Linked DNA regions of Homo sapiens: all the other regions are linked to region 2. Evidence: chromatin loops called from intact Hi-C (ENCODE). Cell type or tissue: OCI-LY7. All regions are shown on one strand.

Evidence for each region. Hi-C counts contacts between places; a loop is a spot of excess contacts. Peaks named below come from ENCODE experiments on the same cell type or tissue, not always from the same donor. Only the 100,000 strongest peaks of a DNase experiment are listed, where the experiment ranks them.
Region 1: it touches region 2 in a loop (10-fold over the local background); 43 of 110 quality-filtered maps call a loop at or near these places.
Region 3: it touches region 2 in a loop (2.1-fold over the local background); 2 of 110 quality-filtered maps call a loop at or near these places.

Annotation. Positions count from the first base shown.
Region 1 is chr20:40,961,745-40,964,244 of GRCh38, forward strand. No RefSeq gene overlaps it. Among named protein-coding and RNA genes, the nearest start is that of TOP1, 66 kb to the right of the region's middle. In OCI-LY7, CTCF peaks have their summits at 1,415 (motif pointing left) and 1,618; a DNase peak (open chromatin) is centred at 1,417.
Region 2 is chr20:40,740,540-40,743,039 of GRCh38, forward strand. No RefSeq gene overlaps it. Among named protein-coding and RNA genes, the nearest start is that of SNORD154, 27 kb to the left of the region's middle. In OCI-LY7, a CTCF peak has its summit at 1,159 (motif pointing right); a DNase peak (open chromatin) is centred at 1,172; H3K27ac peaks cover 905 bases.
Region 3 is chr20:40,790,954-40,793,453 of GRCh38, forward strand. No RefSeq gene overlaps it. Among named protein-coding and RNA genes, the nearest start is that of SNORD154, 78 kb to the left of the region's middle. In OCI-LY7, no CTCF peak of the experiment used is centred here; no DNase peak of the experiment used is centred here.

The DNA of each region.
Region 1 (2,500 bases), 220 kb after region 2:
GGAAAAAAAAATGGAATTCTGCAGCCCATCCCACAAGGTCCAGGCCTTCCTTGGGAGAAGGGGAGGTGCCAAGAACTCCAGATGTGTTGATCCCTGGGTTTGCACAGCCATCTGATTCTTCTTGAGGACAGGAAATGAAATTTTACAAAGGTGCCCATTATGTGCCAAGCGCTTGTTACTTCATAGAACAACCACAAGGATACCACAAGGTTGGTATTAGTCATTCTTGTTTTTAAGGGAGAACTCAGAAAGATGAAAAGCCTTGCCCAAAATCACGAGTCTCAGACCCTCACGGTGCCAAAGCCAAGATTCAAGCCCAGGAACAGCAGATCCTGACTCGATTCTTCCTCCACGCTTCCACATGGCCACCCGAGCACCTGACTCTAGGTCCAGTTCCAGTGTGGGCTGGAAGGAGCCTCTCCATGCTGATGCCAATCACAATCATGGCCACTACTTCCCATGCGCCCCTGGGTGCCAGGCTGCAGCTCCAAAGGTTGGAGTCACTCCATCCTCCCCAAAACTTAACGAGGCCAGGATTCTCATTCCCATTTCACAATGAAGACGCTGAGGCACAGCGATGTTAAATGACCTGTCCAAGGTCACAGGATAAAGTCATGGCAGAGCCAGGTCTCCACCTGATGGGCTGAAAACCGCACAAGGGCCAGGGTAGTGCCCAGCTTTGCTCCCACCTGGGCCCCACAGAGTGACAGCTCAGCAAGTGTGTGCTGGATGGGGAGACTGGTAGAGGGAGGGAAGGAAGGATGGACAGGTCAGCACAGCCGTGGAAGAGAATGGCTAAGAGGTGACACTCAGAGCCAAACTGCCAGGGCTCAAACCTCAGCTTTGCCACTTTTTACCTGCAAGTTTCTTAATTTGTCCCTACGTCAATTTTCTTATCTGAAAAATGCAGATAATAATAGTTCTTACTAGCTAGGGTTCTTAAGAGAAACAAGTGAGTTCATATGGAGCCTGGGACATGGTGGGTGCCCTACACTATTGTGGATTAGTGGAGGACAGGCAGGTCTAAAGCCGTGGACTGGCGGCAGCCCAACCACAAGGTGTCCTCATGAGGCCTCCAGTGAGGTCAGCCCCACCCTTGCACACTGAGAGTGAGCGCCTCCTGAGCACCTCGCTGGCCTCACCTAAATCCCTTCCAACCCTGGTCAGCCCATGACTTTCCATCTGGGCTTCCCCAGTCCCGCAGGGTCCAGTTGCCCCAACCCAGAGGACAGAGACGCTCAGACCAGCCCCGAAAGCGTCTCCAGCCTGGTAACAGTGAGCACCCCATCTCTGAGAGGTTAAAGCAGAGTGGGACGGCCACCTGGGGACCTGCAGACAGGCTTCTGGCTGGGAAGGAGACTGGAAGCCACTTTGAAGCTTTGTGCCGGCTGAGCATTACCGGCGCGAATGGCCACAGCGCCACCTGGTGGAAATATAAGAAATGACCTAAGGGGCCCCAGAGGGTGGAACACAAGCAGCATCCTCTCCGAGTGGGACAGGCCCCAGCCCAGGTGCTTCTCACAACAGGGGTACTTGGACATTCAACAAATAAATGAGGCCCCAATACCAAGCACTTTGGTGCGTTGTTTTCACGCGCTATACCATTTAATTCTAACAACACTCTAAGGAAGGCATCCTTACCCTTTTTACAAATAAAGACATTGAGCTCGGAGATGCAACGTTTATTTGACCAAGGTCACACAGCTAGCAGTGGCAGAGTCAGGATTTGAGCTCTCGAATTCTGACTCCACAGCCTGCCCTCCTAATTGCTAAGCCTTGGGGGATTCCATGAGAAAGAAAACCAGCACCCCTCCCCTGTCCCACCCCTTCGTTTCATGGAGCTTACACCTAGTCAGGGGAACAGACAGAAATCAGAAATTCACTGACTAGGTACCGTGTGTCAGGCACTGGGCTAAGTTCTAGCAATACCGTGGTGAAGAGGGTGGTCAGGGTCCCTGCTCAAATGAATCCTGTGGGGAAGAAGGACATTAACCAAATAATCACACAAATATGCGACTATAACGGGAGACGTAAAGGAAAGATTTGGGTTCTGAGACCCACTGACCAGGCACCTACTGCGCTGAAGCAGTAACATACTGAGCTGAGAGCTGAAAGGTGACCAGGACTTACCCAGGAAAAGACGCACTTATTCATTCTTTGACAAATGAAAGCACTGTGTGTTCCCCATGGTGTTTTCCTCTTTTGTTACAATAAATAAATAGACTGTATATACGCTATTGCAACTTGCATGTATAAATAATAGACTGTATATATGCTATTGCAACTTGCTTTCTAAGTCTACATAGTTTTTTGGTTCTTTGCATGGCAATACACAGAGATCATTTGTTTTAACTAAGGAGGCTGTCACACAACTGACATCTGCCTTATGCACCACGATGTATTTATCTGTGCCCCTGCTGATGACACTTGAGTTGTTTCCAAATTTTAACTCCTACAAACTGCTACAGCCACATCCTCCAAGTCCATAGTCTCTCAAAGT
Region 2 (2,500 bases):
CAATAAAATCAGGGCTTTCTCTGCTCCAGGTTCAAATGAAGCAGAGCATGGCTCTGGGGACAATCAGAATGAAAGTTTGTCACCAGCTCCCTGTTCTCGAGAGTTCAGTCACAGCTTGCTCATAGGAGAAATGATTTGGGTCAATTCACCAAAAGCCTGGGGTACAGGTGCTCTAGGGTTTCAGCTCCACTGGCTTTCAGGGCCAGCTTCCGTCCCCAAGGCCAGAGGCAATTCTTGGAGTCATTCATAAAGCCCTCCATGTCTCATGGGGAGAAAAGAAATTAATATCAGAAGTGGCAGCATCTAAGCGGCAGCTTCATAACAGGCTTGAACCTCGACATCTTGGCTACAACTGGGAACGGCTCAGCCAAGCACGTCATTGACTCCCAGAGTCCTGAACCCGAGATGTGCATGTGGGCTTGTAGGTCACCCAGTCCAGCCCCCTTATTTTATAGATGAGGAGGTTGTATTCCAGCGAGGGGAGAGGGCTCACCCAAGGTGACACAGTGGGTAGGGGGCAAAATCAGGGTTGGAACCAGGTCTCGTGGTTCAGGGCTCTTTCCAGCATTGGGTTCTGCATCAGGCATACTCTATCATTGGAAGCTTTTATGAGACCCAGTAAAACAGAGGCTCCATCAAAACACCAAATACGCAATGTGCAACCCTGCACAGATCTGTTAAGCCATCACTGCAACAGCAGGAGCTCTACCTGGGAGGGAGGCCCATACCCCATCACCATTCACCCCCCTTGGCCTTGAACCTCTTGCCTCAATCCACTGTGAATTTCAGCCCTCCCTTCCTTTCCCAGCTGCAGCCTGATCTTACTCTTAAGGCTTAATGCTAAGATGTGCTGATTTTCTGGATCTCTTTCTCTGTTCTCATTAAAGTTTTCCTTCCAGAAAATTCTGCCTCAGGCCACCCTGGTAGTTGTTCTCCAGCCTCATCCGATCCTCAAGACCCTTTCCTAGGAGTGGTATGGGAAGAAAACCAAAGCTTTCAAAATACAATGTCAGCTGAAATATTGCATCTTCAGGGAAGGCTTCCCTGACCCCAACCACCTCCACTCAAGACTGGATCCGTTTCTCACATCCTTTGCAAGCAGCTCTTAGTGTTTGTAAGGAGACTTGGGTGTGATTTCTAGATCAGCACGTGTCTCCCCCACTAGAGGGAGCTCTGAGAGGCCAGGGTGCAGCTGCTTTTGTTTGCTACTGTGTGGCCAGTGCTTGTAGGGTGCCTGCCAGGAGATAGGTGCTCCATAAATATCTACTCAAGGAGGGGGATGCAGATGAAGCTCGTCTTCACCCACCTCCAAAATGGTGAGCTTTTCCTGGAAAGTGGGGAATTCTGGGGGCCCTTGGAGGGTCCAAAGAGGATGCACCTTTAACTAAAGGGATGAGTTCATCTTTAAAGGGAGAGTTTGGGCTGAGACACTGAACAAAGTGATAGCACCCTGTCCCCACTTCTCCCGTAGCCCTAAGGATGTTTTATGTTGCCCATAGCTGAAAAAGTGCCCCTTGTGGTGGTGGGTGGTGGGCGGGGTGGGGGGGCGGTTAGGTTTACTCAGGATGGAGGTGGCTACAGTAAGACGTCACCTCCTCTGTGCTTCCCAAAGTTGCTTCGGCTTCCAGGGTCACCTGCCTAAAACCTGGCAGCCCATCAAGGCAGAGGAGGTACAAGGCAGGAGAGGTAGGGCAGCCCGGTTCCTGTGGGTCGGCCAGGAACAAGCCCAGCCACCATAAGGAACAGGAAGAGAGGCCCCTGGATGCCCCCAAGAGGCTCCTCTGGAGCCTGTCTTTGGGTCTAGAGGGAGCAGCCATGAGCCTTGGGACCCAGCACAGGGGCTGTATCTAGGTGCCAGGGGTAGCAGATCAGCAGAAACTTCCAGGAGTAACCAAAGTTGCATCTGCAGTCACTGCTCTTCAGAAACAGCTGACCAGGGTCCCTGAGGACACAGTTCTCACATTCTGGGCAACAGGGGAAGGGATGGCCCATGCCTCCAGGACCTAGCAATATCCGCAATAAGGGGCTCCTGGGCAAATTTTGCTGGTGACACAGGCACAATGTCTTTGAGGATGATGCTACAAGGCCTGCCCTCTAGGACGGCACAGTGCAAAAGAAATAGAATGCAACCTCTGTATGTCATTTTAAATTTTCTGGTGGCCACATTTTCTTACAGTAAAAACAGGTGAAATTAATGTTAATAATAAATTTTATTTAACCCAATATATCCAAAATATTACTTCAACATGTAATCAATATAAAAATATTGTTGAGATACTTTATTTCTTTTTTTCAAAATGCAGTGAGTATTTAAAATATACTGACAATATAAGTCAGTTCTGAATAGCTTGGGGATAGTGGCTACTTAATTGGACAGCATGGCTCTGGAAGGTCAAGTCAGCCTTCACCTTGACAGTCTCATCTGATAAGTGGGCATATCTCAAAGTTGTCAGGTGTCTGAAGGCTCCAAATGTGACTTGCAGAGCTACATGGACAGGTG
Region 3 (2,500 bases), 50 kb after region 2:
ATAGATAGAATTATAAAGCACATTCTCTACTATGTATGGCATCTTTCACTCAGCATAAAGCTTTTGGGATTCATTCATGTTGCTGCATTTGTCATTCAGTTTAGTTGCTGAGTAGTATTCCATTGTGTGGATGTACCATAATTTGTTTATTTACCACCTGGTGGATATTTGGGTTGTTTCCAGTTTGGGAGGTGTTATTTAAAAAAAAAAAAAAAAAAAAAAGCTGCTATGCATGTTTAAATACAAATCTATGGACAACTGTATTCATTTTTCTTGGGTAAACACCTACAATTGAATTTGGTAAATTTTCTTGGATAAAGGTACATTTAACTTTAGAATCAAATACTAAACAGTTTTCAAAGTGAATCGAACATTTTTTAAATTGCCAGCAGCAATGTATGTGAGTTCCAGTTGCTTCACATCCTTTTCAGTGCTTGGTATTGTCAGTTATTAACTTTAGTCATTCCAGTGGGTGTAGTGGTAACTCATTTTGTTTTTAATTTTCATTCCCCTAATGAGTTGAACATCTTTTCATATACTTATTTGTCATTCACAGATCTTCTTTGATAAGGTGTTTATTCGAAGCTTTTGCCCTTGAAAGTGTCTTTTAAAAAACAAAGATCTTTAAATTTGATAGTCTAGTTTATCATTTTTTTTGTAGTTCATACTTTTGCATCCTATTTAAGAAATATTTTCCTAACCCAAGATCACTTAGATTTTCTCCTGTTTTCTTCTAGAAGTTTTATAGTTTTAGCTCTGATTTATATGGTAAATTACATTGATTGATATTTGAATATTAAACCATAATTGCATTTCTAGGTTAAACCCCACTTGGCCATAATATATTGTTCTCTTTGTGTATTGCTGGACTTGACTGGCTAAATTTTTGTTAAATATTTATTGATATATGTTTATGAGGGATGTTGGCCTGTGGGCTTATTTTCCTGTAAGATCTCTTTTTCTGATTTCATTTTCAGGACAATACTGGCTTCATAAAATGGTTGGTGACAGGTTTTCTTCCTCTTATCTTTTCTGAAAGAGTTTGTGTAAAGTCACTATTTTTTTTTCATAAGTGTTTTGTAAAATTGTTTGTAGAAAACTATTTAAATGTTTCATAGTAGCCATTCAGATCTGGAGTTTTCCATGTGAAAAGGTGTTTTCCATGTGAAAAGGTGTTTAACTGTGAAGCCAGTTTCTCTAATAGATATATAGCTATTCAGATTATTTATTTTTGTGTGAGTTTTGGGAGTATGTATATTTAAAGAAAGTTGTCTCTTTCGTCTAAGTTATAGAATTTATTGGCATGTAACCGTTCATAACATTCTTCTGTTGCCATTTTAATGTCCATAGGATGCTCTCTTTTTAAGTTCCTGGTCAGTCTGGCTAAAAGTCTATTAACCTTCTTAGTGTATGCAAAGAACCAGCATTTGGCTTCATTGATTTTTCTCTATTTCTCTATTGATTCATTGGGTTTTGCTCTCATATTTGCTATTTTCTTTCTCCTGCTTACTTTAAGTTCAATTTACTTTTTTGTATTTTCTTGTAATGGAAACTGACATCATTGATTCAAAGATTTTTTTTTCCCAATATAAGTGTTTAATGCAATAAATATCTCTCTAAGCACAGCTTTAGCTGCATCCCAAAAATTGGATGTTTCTATTTGCTGTCAGTTTAAAATTTTTACTTTTTAAGTTTCTTCTTTAATTTATGGATTATTCTTAATGTGTTGTTTAATTTCCAAATATTTTGGGAATTTCCAGATATCTTTTTGTTATTGATTAGAAGTTTAATTCTTTTGTGGTCAGAGAACTATTTTGTATAATTTCAATTCTATTACATTTATTAAAATGTGTTTTATGACCCAGAATATGGCTTATCTTGATGAATATTCTGTTTAAGCTTACAAGGAATCTGGTATTCTTCTGGTTTTATGTGGTGTGCTTAATAAATATCAGTTAGACCAAGCTGGTTGATTATGTTGTTAAGATCTTATATATCTTACTGATTTACTGTCTATTTGTTCTATGAATTATCGAGAGAATAATATTGAAATCTCCAACTATAACGGTGGATATGTCTATTTTCCTTTCAGTTCTAGTCATGTTTGCTTCAAATATTTTGAAGATCTGTTATTAAGTGCATACATATGTTGGATTGTTATGAGCTCTTAAAGAATAGATTCCTTTATTGCTATTAAATGGCTCTTTTCTTTCCTAATATTCTTCTATGGTCTGAAGACATATGTCCCCCCAAAATTTTTATATTGAAAGCCTAACCCCCAAGGTGATAGTATAAAGAGAGGAGCCTTTTGGGACCTGAACAGGTAATGAGGCCAGAGCCCTCACAAATGGAATTATTGCCTTATAAAAGAGGCCCAAGGTAGCTTGTTCACTCCTTTCACTAAAGTGAGGAAACTGTGAGAATGTGCTATCTATGAACCAGAAAATAATGACCCCTTACTAGACACTGACTCTGCCAGTGCCTTGATCTTAGACTTTCT